Regions from separate parts of the Homo sapiens genome. Here region 1 is linked to region 2. A link is a loop called in an ENCODE intact Hi-C map of the cell type or tissue named here. Cell type or tissue: B cell. All regions are shown on one strand. Links, peaks and the distances in the headings refer to the core of each region. The heading gives the core; the rest is flanking DNA.

Region 1 (9,120 bases), core at 296-8,295, 830 kb before region 2:
GGTTTTGTAAGTTTTTGAAATAAGTTTTATATTGAATGACTGCAGTGTCAGTCATTTAATTAATATGTGAGTGCCTAGTTTTTGTCAGTCATCTATACTGAAGTGCTGGGTATATAGGAATGAATAGAACACACAGGTTTCCTCTTTTCATAGAGCTTGTTGTCTGATGTGGGAGACAGACATTAAATAATCACACAAATAGTATTGAAAAAACAATAAGAGATGAAAGAAAGATGTGAGGTTTTGGCCATTTCTCTGCCATTTTGTTATGGTACTTTATTAACACTTGGCACCATGGCACTTTGTTAACACTTTATTAACAAGTTTAATTGTTGATGTTGTTACATGAAATTTGCCAGATCATTTAATGATGTAATCTAGTTAAATCCCTAAATGGAATTTTAAGTACAAGAACTACTTGAAACCTGTCAAATTGACCTCATACTTTATTGTTAATTCTAATCGTTTTAACCAGATTTAAGTAAATTGGTGCTTTATTTTTTTATAGTGATAAACTTTTTTGCTGAGTTTCTCTTCCTTTAAAATAGATGCATGAAAAGAACTAATGTAAACTGTGCCAATGCCTTTTTCAACTGAAAGGAATCAGAACTATACATAGGTGATTATGATTTAACCATGTCTGATTTCCAGCTGGTAGTGGCTCCCAGCATTGAACTTGAAGCTTTATGTAGCTTCTTCCTACTCTGCTAAGAATATAGTAATCTGTAAACAGATGTGACACAGATGTAGAATGTTGCTATTAAAAACAATTCTAACTCCACCACCCCTCAAAAAAGTGAGATAGACATACAGACTCCACCCAGCCCCCTCCCCCAACACCTTTTTTTTTGAGACAGAGTCTTGCTCTATTGCCTAGTCTGGAGTGTACTGGCGCAGTCTTGGCTCACTGCAACCTCTGCCTCTCAGGCTAAAGCGGTTCTCCTGCCCCAGCCTCCCGAGTAGCTTGGATTACAGGCATGCGCCACCACACCTGGCTAATTTTTGTATTTTTAGTAGAGACAGCGTTTTGCCGTATTGGTCAGGCTGGTCTCGAAGCCCTGACCTCAGGTGATCTGCCCGCCTCAGCCTCCCAAAGTGCTAGGATTACAGGCGTGAGCCACCATGCCTGGCCACAGATTCCCTTTTAGTTGAGGTCTTTGACCAAGTGAACCTTCCCTACTCAGGCCCTGCAGTCAGCCATCAGATTTTTTTGCCCATCCTGATATTAAATCAGCTGATAGTGAGATAAGGGAGGAATGAGGTGATTTCAGCCTAGTAGCTGCTCATTAAGGTGATGGCTTTAGTTGCAGGAAGAAGTAGCAGCTTTGAAAAGTAGCAGAACTAGGATCAAGCTCCTATTATGTCTTAACTAAAAAGGTTTAGATTCACCTATTTATTGAATCTTACTAATAAACCAGGATAGGCGGTAAATTTAAATTTGTAGGAGTCAGAACCTAAAGTTCATGGGTAAGGCAGAAATGAAAAATTATCCTTGATTGGGCACAGTGGCTCGTGCCTGTAATCCCAGCACTTGGGGAGGCCGAGATGGGTGAATCATTTGAGGTCAGGAGTTTAAGACCAGCTTGGCCAAGATGGTGAAACCCCATCTCTACTAAAAATATGAAAAATTAGCCGGGTGTGGTGATGCATGCCTGTAATCCCAGTTACTCAGGAGGCTGAGGCAGGAGAATGCCTAGAACCCAGGAGGTAGAGGTTGCAGTGAGTTGAGATCACACTACTGCACTCCAGCCTGGGTGACAGAGTGAGACTCTGTCTCAAAAAAAAAAAAAAAAAAAAGAAAAATAATAATAATTATCCTTAAAATTCCCCAGGGAAGGCACATGTTGAAGATTTATCTCTTAGAAAGTGCAACATAGCCAGTCTTTCTGGCTTTACCCTAAAGTCAAGCCTTTACCCTTGCTAGGTGCACATTTGCTTTGATTCGTTGGGACACAACCTAGAAATAAGAGTATGGACTCTGAATCTGGATTGCCTGGGTTCCAGTTTGGCTCTACCACTTACTAGTTGAAACCGAAATGATGTAAAGATGCCAGTGTTACAGGCCAAGGGGAATAAGTTCAGAAAATCTTTATTTGTATTGGTTTATTTCTGTATTTATCTCAGGAAATTAGGATTCAAGATATAAATTTACCTAAGTTAATGTTATTATCCATTATGAAAAACATTTCCTCCCTGATCTTTGAAGATTTCATATTATTCTCTCAATTTTTATAATTGAGTATTTTGTTTTGGTTTGTTTTCATATCTTCTCTGAAAGTTAATATGAAGGTTAGCATAGTATCTTTATATATATGCTATTGTTAAAAATGACAGATTTAGGAAAGATTACCTTAAAATAAAATAATATAAATTAGCTAATCTCTTAGGTGTATCTTACACAATTAGAGGTGCTTTTATGTTTCTTTTTAAAATAGAATTATAGTTAATCATTCAAATATCTCTCCTTGTAGTTAATCCTGAAAGAAGTTGACTCACTATTGTATGTCGACACTGATATCCTTTTTTTACGACCAGTTGATGATATTTGGTCTTTACTAAAGAAATTTAATTCCACACAAATTGCTGCAATGGCACCAGAACATGAGGAACCTCGAATAGGATGGTATAATCGCTTTGCTAGGCATCCATATTATGGAAAAACTGGAGTAAACTCTGGAGTTATGTTGATGAACATGACTCGAATGAGAAGGAAGTATTTCAAGGTAAGTCACTAATACAGGTAGTTGTTAACATTTCTCTAAAAACCTTCTAAATTGTTTTTAATAAAACTAAATTTTATTAAAAACTAAATTGAACTATAAATAATTTTTCTATTTAGAATAATCTCATTAGAAGAATATAAATATCTAGATTTATCTAGAAGTGTGTTCATATTATTCTGTTTAACAGAGCATTACAATAGGTCAAACCAGATGACATGACAATGGAGTAAAATAACAATGCCCTAAGTAGTGAACATCTTCTCCCTAGATTGCCATTCCAGGAAGCAGATGTTATTTTGTAGTTGTACATTCATAGAATACATAGAATCTAAATTATGATATACCTTAGGGACAACATGGAGTTGCAGTTAAGAGCATAGACTCTGCAACCTGTTTGTTCTCACCCGTAAAATGGAAATGATAGCACTACCAATGTCTTGGGACTTTTGTGAGGAGTAAATGAGTTAGAACAGTGGCTGACACATAGTAAATGTTAGCTATTATGGTGTTATTGGAAGTTAACTTAAAAAATTCCTGCGTGTTTCCAGTCTTTCAAATTGTGTGGTCAGTAGAAAAGTCAGACTATTTAAATTCTCTGAATGTGCATTTAGACTTCATCAGTATGTACTAATATTTACCAGTTTCATGTAGATTAGTTGTATATCTAAGTTGCAAGTCACTGTAGTTTGCTTGCTCTGGAATCAGACTGGCTTTCTGTGTAGCTTTGCCTCCTGTGCAGTACTTAACTACTAGCCACTTAGTTAACTTTTAAGTATGAATTCTCTCAGCTGAATAAGATAATAAACAGACTTAACTAAGTTAATTTAAAAGAGATCTGTTGAAAATTCTTAATAGAGCGTGACAGGAAGTAAGCAGTAAAATGTTAGCTAAAAACAGTGACTTCTGAGCAAACACTATACCCTCTAGGAGTATAGAGTTACTGTTTATTCCTTTATATCTCATTAGGACTAAATTAAACATTAAGGGATATCATGTCTTTTGTGATATATGTGTACATTTATATGTATGTATTTTTGTCATGCGTTTTTCACATGGTATCTGGTGGAATGGAGTTTATTCTTTCTACATGTCTGATTTAAGTCTTTTCCTCATTTGGAACTGTTTCCTCTTACCTTTGGTATAGGCAGCAGTACTGCTGTAGCCATTACCATGTGCCAACACTTCAGTCTTAGAAGTCTGACAGCTATTACCTGTCACTTGTCTATTCTGTTGATCTTAAACTTAGTTTTTTTTTTTTTTAGCTTTCCCTTTTCTGAATCTTTTTAAAATTCTGATTTAAATTTAGTTTTGTCTCCCACAACTGATTGCATTAATAAGCCCAGTGTTAGGTAACCTCTGCTCTTGTTTAACAGAGAACATCTCTCTTTGGTTACCAAGTTTGTTATTCTGTCTTGAATTTTTAAATTTCATGTACTGTAAAGTTTTACTAAATATAGTAAAACTAAGATAGTAACATGATTGTTATTTTCTGATTGTTAGACTGTGCACAGTGATCTTATACCAGAAGATGGTGCTGTAAGATTATCTGCAAAAAAAAAAAATGTGACTTCTCAATAACTGCATTTGAAATTTATGAAATTAATAGAAGTTTAGTGTTGCAAAGAACTATAGAGATAATATAACACCATTTGATTACAACTTAAAAATAGCTATATAGTTCAAATCCATTGTTTTTAAAATTATTTTGTTCTTATTTTACTTTTTTGTAGAGAACAGTCTCTACAGAAAAAGAGTTGCCCAGGCTGGTCTTGAACTCCTGGCCTCATGTGATCCTCCCACCTCAAACCCCCAAAGTGCTGGGTTTATAGGCGTGAGCCACTGCGCTTGGCCAGATTTACTGTTTTTAACTTACCTATTACTTATTTAAATATCATTCATAAATAATAGTTTCTCCCTTTCCCTTTTTCTTTTTTTTTCTGTGACATGTTCTAAGCTACCTAGAGGTGTAGTTATGGGAGTTGGAATAATTTCTAAACTTTCAAACCTTTTTTTCTTCTGCACATTAATGACTGTGAAAAAAAACACAAGATGATTGGTTGTATGTTAATTTGGCAGGTATAATTTACTTCACACCTACTATTCCTGTGTTACAAACAACCCTGTTCTTGCTCCTTGGGAACATACTCAGATTTGCTTTGTTTTCAAATATTTTATTATACTTAGGATTGTCGAGATGGTCCTGCAAAATTTATTGATTGTTAATTCCTTTTCTCATATATTTTTATTTTTCTTGATCTTTATATCTATAGCAAAACATTGTCTTGGTTTTTCCTACCAGTTTTACAGTTTCTAGCACAGATCTTAAATTTTAGAAATTTAGCAATATAACTGAGTTACTTATAATCACTTTCCAAACTGTTTTATACAGATCCACGATTGTTGCTTCATGGTTCTTAACCCATGTACAGCCACAATAAAAATTTAGGACAAAGGTCATAGTTTATTTATTTGCCTTGCTGTCACCTGGTTCTTACTACTTGTGGCTGTTCATTTCGAACCTGGTGTATTATAGTTATGTATATTAAAAAGTTAAAATAGGTCCAGGTGTGGTGGCTCACGCCTGTAATTCCAAGACTTTGGGAGACCGAGGTGGGTGGATCACTTGAGGCCAGGAGTGTGAGACCAGTCTGACCAACACAGTGAAACCCCATCTCTACTAAAAATAGAAAAAATGAGCTGTGCATGGTGGTGCATGCCTGTATTCCCAGCTACTTGGGAGGCTGAGACAGAATTGCTTGAACCAGGGAGGCAGAGGTTGCAGTGAGCTGATATTGGGCCACTGCACTCCAGCCTGAGCTACAGAGTGACAATGTGAGTGAGACTCTGTCTCAAAAGAAAAAAAAAATTAAAAAATTTAAATTCAAATAATTTAATTTAATGAAATAATTATTAAATTAAATTAAATATTAAATACAACTTTTTAAAAATCATAATTTTTAATCTCATAATTGTATATTTGCTAGATAATGAATAACATTGGTTAAATGATTACGTTCTATTTTGCAGTATCGTATTTGCCGTGTTGAATCCCTATTAGGGTATTTATTTTCTCTCCTTCTAAAAAATGTATTACTGTATTTCTTAGCCTTTTCCTGTTTATTAGAGAAAAACCAAAGAGTATAAATTAGACATGGTGGGAATTTTTTCTTTGTTTACTCTGCCCTTTTCAGCTTTCTATATATTATTTTGTAGAGTATTTTTTTGTCTGTTTGCTCCACCTACTGAGGGCAGGATGTGTCTTTTATACAGCTTTATATTAAGAATATTTAGCACAGTGTCTGACATAAAGTAGCAACTTGATAGATAATTGCTAGCAAAGGAGAGTCAGATGAAGGTTTTAGAAACTAGGCCATTAATGAATTGAAAAATACTGGAAAAGGGAACACTTTGTATGAAGTAGATACAATGCTTTTACATATTTGTAAGATGTATGTGATAAAGAGTTTTCTTGTGTTAGTACATAGCTTATGAGAGCAGAATAACAACAACGAACATCTTGCCAAAGGGGTAGAACTTTTTAAAGTGAAGTAACTAATCTTTGGGAATTGATGAGTTCCCACTTTTTTGTTGGAGCATAATGTGAATGCGCTTTAATTTTATATGTATGTATAGGACAGGCTGATAATGACAGTCCATTCATTTTCAAAGCATGCTTAATTCAAAAAATGAAACTAATTGATCTTGATGTAACATACATGTATTTGGTCATAGGTTTGCTAAATTTTGTAAAATTAGAACTACAGTTTTCTGTTTTAAATGTTATGAAACTAAATTGTGCTTATAAAGATTCAAAAAAGTAATTTTATGTAGAATGAAAAGACAGGTCTCCCCTTGACATATCTCTTCACACTTTCATGCCTCCACCCAGAGTGACACTATAAACTTGGCTATGTGTTCTTTGGACCTTTTAAAAAGTGCATTTTGAGGCTGGGTGCAGTGGCTCATGCCTGTAATCCCAGCACTTTGGGAGGCCGAGGCAGGTGGATCACTTGAGGTCAGGAGTCCTAGACCAGCCTGGCTAATATGGTGAAACCCCATCTCTACTAAAAATACAAAAATTAGCCAGGCATGGTGGCAGGTGCCTGTAATTCCAGCTACTCGGGAGCCTGAGGCATGAGAATCACTTGAACCCAGAAGGTGGAGGTTGCAGTGAGCCAAGATTGCGCCACTGCACTCCAGCCTGGGCGACAGAGTGAGACTCTGTCTCAAAAAAAAAAAAAAGTATTTTGAAACAAGCATAGGTGTGCATTAGCATTTAGATATAGGATTCTTTTATACATCTTCAGCTTTTTTCATTTAGTAAATATATAGTTGACTGACTTCTATGTCATTACACATAATCACATTTTTAATGTGTGTATGATGTGGAGAATGGATGATTTTATTTTCTCTTTTTGTGTGTACCTAGTATGGATATGTAGTTGTATGGCTGAAAATATATTTTAAAATTCATATTTTCTTGACTATACTACCGGTGTGGTTAAAAATCTTTTCTTATAATTTGTAGCCATTTCTGTTTCTTCTTTTGTGAATGGCTGCTTGCCCATATCCTTTGCCCACTTCTTGGTTTTCTCTTTCTTATTGACTTGAACTCCTTTTATATGTAATACCTCTTTATTAAACTCATTTCTCATAGCTTTTCATTGGTTGTCTTGGATAATCTAGGTTATATCATTAGCAAATAATACTAGCGTTATCGCTTCTTTTCCAAATAGTTTTCTAATGGGACTTTTTTCTTTAAGGTTTTTTTCCCTTTTTATTTTTTTCCTAAGACTGCAGTGAACTCTTAATTTTGTATTTCATTGATGCTCTTTGAATAGGTACATTTCTTGTAAGATATATATTCAAATATATATATTTGATTTATATTGGTTTTTATAATTTAAATATGTATCTGTATTTCTGTGTATATTTGAATAGATAGAATCACATGAAGACTTTAACATGGTGTTGTACAAGGGCTCCACCAGTTCTGTCTGTTGAAAGTGTTCCTGGTTTTTGTCCTTGTGTAATTGATATTTTTCTTTTCAGATCCTAAGAATATTTCCTTAACATACTCAATGACTTATTTCTAAGAGTTATCTTTTCAAATTGTTTCCTTAAGTAAAACTTGTTTTAGTCATTTTCCAGATTAAAAAAAATTCTGATTATAATTACTATTTACTGTGTTCTAAGAAATTTCACACAAGGATAATAATGCAGTTGTAGCACATCAATTTAAGTATGTGGATTTTTTTTTTTTCATGAATTCTGGCCTTCTCTTTTTTAAAGGATAGATTGTTTATATCGTCACTGAATTTAATATAAATTATAAAATGACTTATAACAATGTTTCTCAAACTATGGCAAAAGATTAATTTTTAAAAAATTTTCAGTATGTTATGAGCCAATACTTTTGTAAAAGAGAGATTACTAGAGAAATATATTAAGTACACATAAAACTGTTAACTTGCTGTAAAAGTTTCTAAATCTTACTCTTAATTTCTATACTTAATTACTTAATCTTATTGAGGACATAGAAAAAATTTACATAGTAGCACACTATGTGAACTGCTGTGAACTGCACTATGAAGAATACTGGTTTTTACTCTGGATAGTCCCCGAGTCACATAGATCTAAAAGGCCCGGTATTCACTTCTACCCCTTCCAACACCAAGTTCTCATTGGACTCAGTTTCTTGCTCCCTTAAGTATTTAACTTTGGGTTTTCAAATAACAAGTTTTGAGCATTAAGAAAAAAGCATTACATTCAGTATCTGAAAAAGCACTAAATTCAGTATCTTTTTTATTTTAAAAAAGCATAAAATATAAATTGATAGATTATTAGTATTATATTTTTATCTCATTTCAAAAGGCAGCATTGTGCTTAATGGCTAAACAGTAGGAGCTTTCCAGTTAAAATGAAGATAAGGATATCTATTAATATTACCATAACTTTTTTTTATTTGAGACAGGGTCTCATTCTGTTACCCATGCCGGAGTGCAGTGGCACAATCTTGGCTCACTGCAAACCTCCACCTCCCAGGCTCAAGTGATCCTCCCACCTCAGCCTTCCAAGTAGCTGGGACCACAGGCGTGTACCACCATGCGTGACTAGTTTTTTGTACTTTTGGTACAGGGTTTCACCATGTTGCCCAGGCTTGTCTCGAGCTCCTGAACTCAACTGATCAGCCTGCCTCGGCCTCCCAAAGTGCCGGGATTACAGGCGTGAGTCGCTGTGCCTGACATCATAACTATTAAGTAATATTTAAATAGTGGTTCTCAGCATGGAGGAATAACAAGCCCCCATATTAGACAAATGAAAGAAATAGGTATAAAAATTAGATAGGATGTAGAATTATTATTTGCGTGACATATTTATATCCCTGGAAAACCTC
Region 2 (9,120 bases), core at 299-8,298:
CTGGTTATTTTGCCCATTAGATGATGCAGTTTCTTCATACTGTCAATGGTCTTTACATTTCGGTATGTTTTTGCAGTGGCTGGTAGTAGTTTTTCCTTTCCATATTTAGTGCTTTCTTCAGGAGCTCTTGTAAGGCAGGCCTGGTGGTGACAAAATCCCTCAGGGCAATCAGGCAAGGAAAGCATCCTGAACTGTGTTTTCCAGCTTGGTTCCATTCGCCCTGTCACTTTCAGGTACACCAGTGAAACATAGGTTTGGTCTTTTCACATAGTCCCATATTTCTTGGAGGCTTTGTTCATTCCTTTTCATTCTTTTTTCTCTGATCTTGCCTTCATGCTTTATTTCATTGAGTTGATCTTTAACCTCTGATATCCTTTCTTCCACTTGATCAATTTGGCTATTGATACTTGTGTATGCTTTGCGAAGTTCTTGTGCTATGTTTTTCAGCTCCATCGGGTCATTTATGTTCTTCTCTAAACTGGTTATTCTAGTTAGCAATTACTCTAACCTTTTATCAAGGTTCTTAGCTTCCTTGCATTGAGTTAGAACATGCTCCTTTAGCTTGGAGGAGTTTGTTATTACCCACCTTCTGAAGCCTACTTCTGTCAATTCATCAAACTCATTCTCTGTCCAGTTTTGTTCCCTTGCTGGCGAGGAGTTGTGATCCTTTGGAGTAGAAGAGGCATTCTGGTTTTTGAAATCTTCAGCCTATTTGCACTGGTTTTTCCTCATCTTTGTGGATTTATCTACCTTTGATCTTTGCTGTTGGTGATCTTTGGATGGAGTTTTTGCGTGGTCATCTGTTTTGTTGATGTTGATGATACTGCTTTCTGTTTGTTAGTCTTCCTTCTAACAGTCAGGCCCTTCTCCTGCAGGTCTGCTGGAGTTTGCTGTGGGTCCACTCCAGACCCTGTTTACCTGGGTATCACCAGCAGAGGATGCAGAACAGCAGAGATTGCTGCCTGCTCCTTCCTCTGGAAGCTTTGTCCCAGAGGGGAACCTGCCAGATGCCAGCTGGAGCTCTCCTGTATGAGGTGTCTGTCAAACCCTGCTGGGAGGTGTCTCCTAGTCAGGAGGCACGGGGGTCAGGGACCCACTTGAGGAGGCAGTCTGTCCGTTCTCAGAGCTGGAACGCTGTGCTGGGAGATCCGCTGCTGTCTTTAGAGCCTGCAGGTATGAACGTTTAAGTCTGCTGAAGCTGCACCCACATCCACCCCTTCTGCCTGGTGCTCTGTCCCAGGGAGATGGGAGTTTTATCTATAAGCCCCTGACTGGGGCTGCTGCCTTTCTTTCAGAGATGCCCTGCCCAGAGAGGAGGACTCTAGAGAGGCAGTCTCGCTACAGTGGCTTTGCTGAGCTGCGGTGGGCTCCACCCAGTTCGAGCTTCCTGGTAGCTTTGTTTACACTGTGAGGGGAATACTGTCTAATTAAGCCTCAGTAATGCGGACGCCCCTCCCCGCACCAAGCTCGAGTGTCCCAGGTTGACTTCAGACTGCTGTGCTGGCAGCCAGAATTTCAACCAGTGGATCTGAGCTTGCTGGGCTCCATGGGGGTGGGATCCGCTGAGGAAGACTACTTGGCTCCCTGGCTTCAGCTCCCTTTCCAGGGGAGTAAACGGGTCTGTCTTGCTGGCATTCCAGGCACCACTGGGGTACGGAAAAAAACTCCCACAGCTAGCTCAGTGTCTGCCCAAATGGCTGCCCAATTTTGTGCTAGAAACCCAGGGCCCTGGTGGTGTAGGCACCCGAGGGAATCTCTTGGTCTGTGGGTTGCAAAGACCCTGGGAAAAGCATAGTATCTAGGCTGCATAGCACCGTCCCTCATGGCAGGGTCCCTCAGGGATTCCCTTGGCAAAAGGAGGGATTTTTCTGACCCCTTGTGCTTCCCAGGTGAGGCGACACCCCACCCTGCTTCTGCTCGCCCTCCATGGGTTGCACCCACTGTCTAACCAGTCCCAATGAGAAGAACCGGGTACCTCTGTTGGAAATGCAGAAATCACCCACCTTCTGCATGGGCCTTGCTGGGAGCTGCAGACCACAGCTGTTCCTATTCGGCCATCTTGCCCAGGAATTCCCTATGTTGCTGTTTTCTACCTTACAGTTCTATAGACTGATGGAAAAAAGAAGTCTTCAAGTTTTAAAAATCTTCTTATATGCCTTGCAGGTGGGCTTTTATTAATCATTATTGTCTCTTTATAGGCTATCCTCAATACTACTATAATTATCTCCAACTCTAGTTCTTTGTTTCAACCCATGTCTTCTTCCCTCTATTGAAAACATTAGTACTTCCTTGAAATAGTAATATGTTTGATTTCTACATTTTCAGTTTTAAGGAAATTCACATTTCACACAGACTGGAGCCAGGTCAATTAATATTCTTATCTGAGGACACAGAGACTTATTTAGGTTAATAAATAAATAAATACAAGCTTTCCTAGAAAAACCAAAATAGAAACTAATTATTCAATAATAGTGGCTCCTACTTATTGTTGGAAACTACTACCCATCTTTAAATACCACGACCATCATTTTTTATAAAATGAAGATGCTGCTTCTCATTTAAGTTCATAAATTGGGCCAACACGTTTTAGCTTTTTAGGTTTTAAAAACTGCCTGCCTACTTCATGTAAACAAAATCAAAGCTGAGATGACTAGAAATAATATTTTGACAATTTTATTTTCTCTTTTTGATTGCTTAAGAAAGTTCTTAAATAATTTTGAGTTTAAGGGAATCTTATACATCTCTCTAGTTCAGCATTCTTATTTTATAAATGACTTATGTCAAGAATGACTGATTTGTTTAAAGTATAAAAGAGCATTGATTCTCAAATGTTACCAACCCAAACATTTGAAAAACACTGTATACCCGAACCCTGCGTGTAACTGGTTTCCCAGTGCCCTTTGAGAGTCACTTAACAAGAATCCTAGCACATCGTTATTTTTATGTCACCCTGCCTTTATTTTTAGTGTCCCAAAAATCCTTCTGGAGTTATAAATATGGCAGGATATTTAACTGGGACTTTTTCTTTCTGTTTTAGCTGAAGGCTGAAAGGCTGAGATAAGGGCCTTTATCCATGCATCCTTAGTAGGGGCTCCATCACTATGCAGGGCTTGCTAAAATGGCATCCCAAAACAAATACTGAGACCCTCCATTTAATCCGCACTAAGAAGATATTTAGAAATTAGAAAGTTCAAAGGATGGGAGTGTTTGGAATAGAATTTCCTTAGGAACAGTTGTTGTGATGTAGCATTTTCCGCTGTTCCCTTATCTCTATCTTGAGTAAAAGGACTTTCAAGGGAACTACTGGACAAGGTTTAACTTTGAATGAGGTAGGGAATTTTGATTATTAAGAGACTGTTTTTATAATTAAAAGTTACTGAAGCTATGGGACTGCTTTCACTTTTCATCAGAAGCACAGAAATAGCTGGCCCCTCTAGCAGGGTTTTAGGGACAGTGGAAGGAAAAATAATGCTTTATATTGCACCATATTGAGTTCTGCTCTTTCAATGTAATCGTTACACAAAGTAATCTTTTGTAAAGTCAATAAACCTGTTCATTTAACAGACTGCTAAGATTAACTAATGTGTGTACATTAACCCATCTCAATGATTAACCTTCTGAACAAAAGAAATTAAAAAGTCTCCTTGAATTTGGTGAAAAACATTATCCTGGATAGGGAGATGACAACCTTTTCTGGTATCTTGTGTCTATGTTTTTCTTCCATGACTTCTGAATATAACATAAGACTTAGCTTGGAGGATATATCCAATCATGGCCTTATAAAAAGCCTCCTCTTTCAGTCTTATTATCTTATGAGTCACGCATATAACAAAAGGTAAAAGGGATTTGAATTTTGAGTACAGCCAGGGAACAGGAGGAAAAGGATCATCTTAGTGTCCATGCAAACATATTGAGTGCCAAAAGTCTGTGTTGACTTATAGCTACAGCTTTTACATCTAAGAGCGTCATTAGCATAATTGGCTTTTGGATCAGATGGAGGCCATTAGCCTTAAATTCTTTGCCGAGGACTAAAATGTCTAACTAATATCCTTTTTATTCCACATCACCTTTCACTTGCTCACATAAATTATCTTCCTCTCCCCTAGACATAAGAAAAGAAAATCATCTTTATCCATACGGAACCTCTGTATGTGAATTCTATTTATAGCTGCTAATCTACCAAAGAGAAATTGATTACCTCTAACAAACATTACTTTTCCTACACACCAAAGAGCAGCAGAGTCTCTTCAATCGTTGCAACAAGAGCTGTTCACCAACCTTATTTCAGTTGGAGGTTAGACTTTCGTTCCAGCAGTAACTCTAGATTAGTGTCAGCACAGCTGGGGATCACTGATTAGTCCAGCTAGTCTGGTCTACAGAGTCAATCATCCACCCACCTGGACCAGGTGAGCTATCACCACAGTGAGCGTAAGGTGAGAAAGAGATTGGGATAAGAAGGCCGGCCATCTGTTTATAGACATCATATCTGCACTGGTGCATAAACTGAGTTCACAACGCTCAGAATGAAAGCGGACTCTTTCCTCAGTGGGAAATTCGCCTCTGCAGTGCCTGTGAGCTAACAAATCCACCCAGAACTCACGCCCGTTTTATTTTCAGCAACGGCCTTGTAGTTAGGGGCAGCAGGATTTTATATCGTTGGCCCTATAAATTAACTAAAACTACGTGAAAAATGAAAAGGCTTCATTTGATGGGAAGCAGGGTTTTAGTACCCAAGTTCAGATGCTTGCGTACTCTGCCATCTGCTGGTTCATGTATGGAATGTTTAAAATTCCTGTGCACGCTCATTACTGTTTTTTGTCTGTTTTGCATTTTCATTGTTCTGCTGAATTTATGAAACTGATTTTTAAAGTTGCAATTTACAACAACATACTCAATTTGTTGCTAGAAGTGAATCTCTTTTAAAGAATTGTTATATTTTAGAATACATTGAGATTTAGAGAAAAGTGGTAAATATAGTACAGAGAGTTTCCATATATCCAGATTCCCCTCTTGTTACCATCTTGCATTAGTGTGGTACATTTGTCACACTAGCTAACCATTATGCATGACATTATTATTAAAGTAGAACTGGGTCTCTAAGAATGGTAAATACTGCTGACTCTGGTTTATCCAGACAAATATAGGGTACTGACCATAGATAGATAATAAGAGTAGCTAACATTCCTGCCTGGCACTTTGCTTAGTACTTTACATACATTAGCTGATGTGATTCTTGTAATCTGCAGAATAGTATGACTACCTTCTATTCCCAGTGTATTAGGAAAATAAATCTCATAGTGATTGCTGGCCCTAACATTAAGAGCTGTGTGACTTTGGGTAAGTTTTATTCAAAGAATTTCTCATAAATTTATTGCAAGGCTTTAATCAATGACTATATAATGGGAAACACTTAGCAGAATCTATGACACATATGAAATATGACATGTATAAATATGATGTATGAATATATGAAATATATATTTTCATATTTCATAAATATATTCATATTTCATATAAATATATGAACTATGACGTGTATAAAATAATCCCCAGGTCTATCTGAATCTATCTGAGGCCAGGGTCTACTCGTTAAACTGCTACAATAACTATAATATACTAAAAAGGGTTCTTAAAACACCAGAGAAGAGCTTATTTGTATAAATCATTTTCTTGTATGGTTTCTGCTTTCTTGTATTAGGTCCCTGTTTCTTTTTGGTTTCCATTATCTCCCCACCACCTTCCATATGAAATTTTAATACCACAAATATGCTGTATATCTGTTTACATACTGCAGTTCTTTGGAGAGCCACAAACCATTGTAATATGTAAGCTTTCTTGCCCTCCAAGGACCAATATTTGTCCCTTGGGATTGCTGTCATCCCTATCGAGAATGTCCTAGGCTTCCTACACCATTCACCCTTCTCATTAATAACAACTGTGAAACTACTGCTAGTCAACCACATCTACCAAGATAGAAAAGCATATAAATCTGGAGTTTCCTCTGCCTGTAACCATTTACCCAACTCCGAAACTCACAAGTACTATCATAGTCTTCTCTAGTCTCACATCCCTCAAAATCACCTTCATTTTTCACATCCAGCCTGTACATTTTCTCTAAATTATTTCCTTAGATTCAATGAGTCTCCATTTTTATTTTAAAAAGTGAAATGCTTTATACTCATCACTGAAACCTTTGTAGGCAGATATTAAAAATTATTTCCTACTCTTGTGGCCATATTTGGGTTTGAATCCTATCTCCTTTACTTACTATATATCTATAGCCTTATATGTAATAATCCCTCAGAAATGATTATTTTTTTAAAAAAATCCACAGTATACTCTTATAAAATTTTAAGGGAGATAAATAAAAATTACACCAACCGCCTAGCACAGACCCTAGCATGCAGTGTGTAAAGATGTGGAGCAGAGAGGATCTATTTCCTTCCTGCCTCCCCTGTCACTCCACTGAGCTCACTTCTTCTAAGTTTGTTATTCAGGCCACTGCAAAAATCCTGCCAACAACTTGGCCTCAAAATCACTTAATGGGAAAGAACTGAAAGATTGAATTTTTGGCAATGAAAACTATAAAATATTGGGACTTACATTCTAGTGGGTTAGTTCAAGTAAACTGATAAATAAATATACAACAAGTGGTAGTAAGCATTATGAAGAAAAATGAGCCAGTAAGAGAGTTATGATGGGGAAGAATGCTAATTTTATAAGGTGGTAAGACAGAGGCTATCTGAAATACGGACTTTTTATCAGAGACTTTAATTAAATGAGGAAATGAGCCACACAGTTCCCTGGGATAACTGTCGTTAGGCATATCCACTCTCCCTTCCAGAGTTGCTTCTGGCATCAGTTTGATCCCATGCCAGTCAAGCCTCTCAGCTTATTCATGAGTTAAAATGTTCAGCATCTTAGTCTAAAGCACTGATCCCTGTAGCATCTGGACTACATAGATGCATCAGGTGCCTAGTCCGACACTGACCCACCAATGAGCTCTTGGGCCTGAATCTACCTAATTATACTGTCAGCCAAAATTGTTCTGTCTATAATAATTCACTGGGAGACTTTGCAAATATTTGACTGATTTCAGAGCATTTTTTTCCTACCACATTTCCCTAATGGCGAGTCCAGTGATTCAGTAAACAGGAAGGGAATTAATCTTTAACTGTCTTCAGATATTTCAAGGGTGTATACTTCATGAACACACCAGGCAAAGTTTGAGCCAGGGAATGCTAGCTATGATAGATTTGGCAAAATATAAGAAAACTTTTCCTAATGGAATCATCTGAAGAAGAAGCAGGCTGTCTTGGGAGATCTGCTCTCCACCATGGATTCAGGTATTTCAGTAGTGTCTAGGGATACAAGAGGTAGAGATAATGTCAATGTTACATAGACTTTAGTTGGTATTTAAAAATGGCTTCTAATATCCCTGAGCATCTATGGTACTATATTTGCTTCCAAAATATTTTCTAATTCGGAACTTTCATTAATTCAGGCAATCCTTCTCTCTAGCTTAAACTAGGAAGTGTTCACTAAACATAGAAACAAGCTCAGCATTTTAAGCGTTTTCCATTTATAATGATCAACTCTATATATTCCTTCAAATTGCACCTTTGTGCCATATCTATTTAAATTTTGAAAGATTTATTATTTTAAATAATGCTTGGTATGAAAGAGGTTATATAGTCAAAGATTTTAACTACACAATACACAGAGTGGTTATTAATAAAACATATTTCTGTTCTGTTTTTTTAAAAACCCTGACATTTTCAAAAGGAAAATACCAGCTTTACACACACTCATTAGGATGACCTACTTTTTGACATGTGGCTACAATTTATTCTACCACTTATTGGTGAGGTAGTTATCCCAGTACAAAATGAAAAAAATATATAATGTCCTTACTTAAAAAGTTATATGAACTTAACTTAAATGCCATGTCCCACATAGAAGAAGGCAAGACCCCTTTTATGACAAAGTAAAGACAAAATGAACCCCATATTTCTATGGTTGCTGACCAAGCTTGCATTCAAGGACTTTAGATCTTGATGCATTAAGAAAAATGATAAATGATAATGGGATGACATTAAGGCATAATTGCTGAACTAGTTCTTTGGCATCTGCTGCCATGAAGGTAAATTTAATGATAAATAGCATACATTTGGTAATTTTCTACTATAATAAGACATGTTTGCAAATCAACCATAGTTTTTGCAGGTAAACCTGAAAACATATTTTATCAATTAAAAATAAGATTTTATGTTCAGTCATTTTTTAGGTATTATAAAAATTCCTAAAATTGCTAATTTCTGACTGAATATACTTTTTCTTTAATGAAACACTTCATTTATTGGTTTCTACATCATTTATAGAGTAGTGTCAAAACTTCCAAGCATACAAGTTCCTTACTAGCTTCACCCTTTATCACTTCCCCCATCTCTGGGAGATGCCCTATATGTAAGTTACAGTTAAGGCTACTTGTAGTTTCTATCACGCTATACTGTTTCATTCTCTGTCCTGAATTCACTGTTTCTTCTTTTCAGAATACATTTTTCTTCTTTAAGCGTCTGGGGAACTGCATTTTCAGATTTGGTTATAATGACTTTCATGACACTCTCCACAACCAGGTTTGATCATTCTTGCGCTTGCCAGCATACTGTCTTATGCAATCTTCCATTACTGTACTTATGAAACTGGATTATAACTTGCTTTCCTTCTATGTCTATTTCCTTCTTTAGGAACACTTTGGAAGAAGAAACTGAGCCTCTTTGATATTTCTATCCATAGTGCCTAACATTACTTTATTAAAATGTACATTTTTGAATGAATAAAATTGATCCAAATGGATAGTCAACACTTTATTCATTTTCCATACCCATGATTGCTTAAATTTAACATAAGCAGACTACTAAATGAAGCCCAGACAAGCTTAAGCAAAACAACAAGGAAATGCGCCTTTTAGGAACTGCCAAGACTATAGTTCTCATTGATTGCAGAATTCAATTTCCTCCTAAATATTTTGATTATTAGGACTTCAATGTGACTTCTGGAAATTCAGAGTTACAACCAACAGCATCTATTTTGCTGTTCTCCCACCTGGACAGCAACTTA

The links. Hi-C counts contacts between places; a loop is a spot of excess contacts. Peaks named below come from ENCODE experiments on the same cell type or tissue, not always from the same donor. Only the 100,000 strongest peaks of a DNase experiment are listed, where the experiment ranks them.
Region 1: a loop joins it to region 2, with 20 times the contacts of the local background. A loop is called at or near these places in 21 of 110 quality-filtered maps.

What each region holds. Positions count from the first base shown.
Region 1 is chr12:42,099,421-42,108,540 of GRCh38, reverse strand. It overlaps GXYLT1 (glucoside xylosyltransferase 1), which reads left to right. Exons shown (of 8, transcript NM_173601.2): 5 at 2,472-2,723. Among named protein-coding and RNA genes, the nearest start is that of GXYLT1, 41 kb to the left of the region's middle. In B cell, for the core only: CTCF peaks have their summits at 4,018 and 4,245 (motif pointing right); no DNase peak of the experiment used is centred there; H3K27ac peaks cover 708 bases.
Region 2 is chr12:41,272,864-41,281,983 of GRCh38, reverse strand. The region is part of intron 3 of PDZRN4 (PDZ domain containing ring finger 4); the gene reads right to left. Among named protein-coding and RNA genes, the nearest start is that of PDZRN4, 89 kb to the right of the region's middle. RefSeq lists enhancers at 888-1,437, 1,438-1,989, 906-2,105. In B cell, for the core only: CTCF peaks have their summits at 4,564 and 4,764 (motif pointing left); a DNase peak (open chromatin) is centred at 4,743.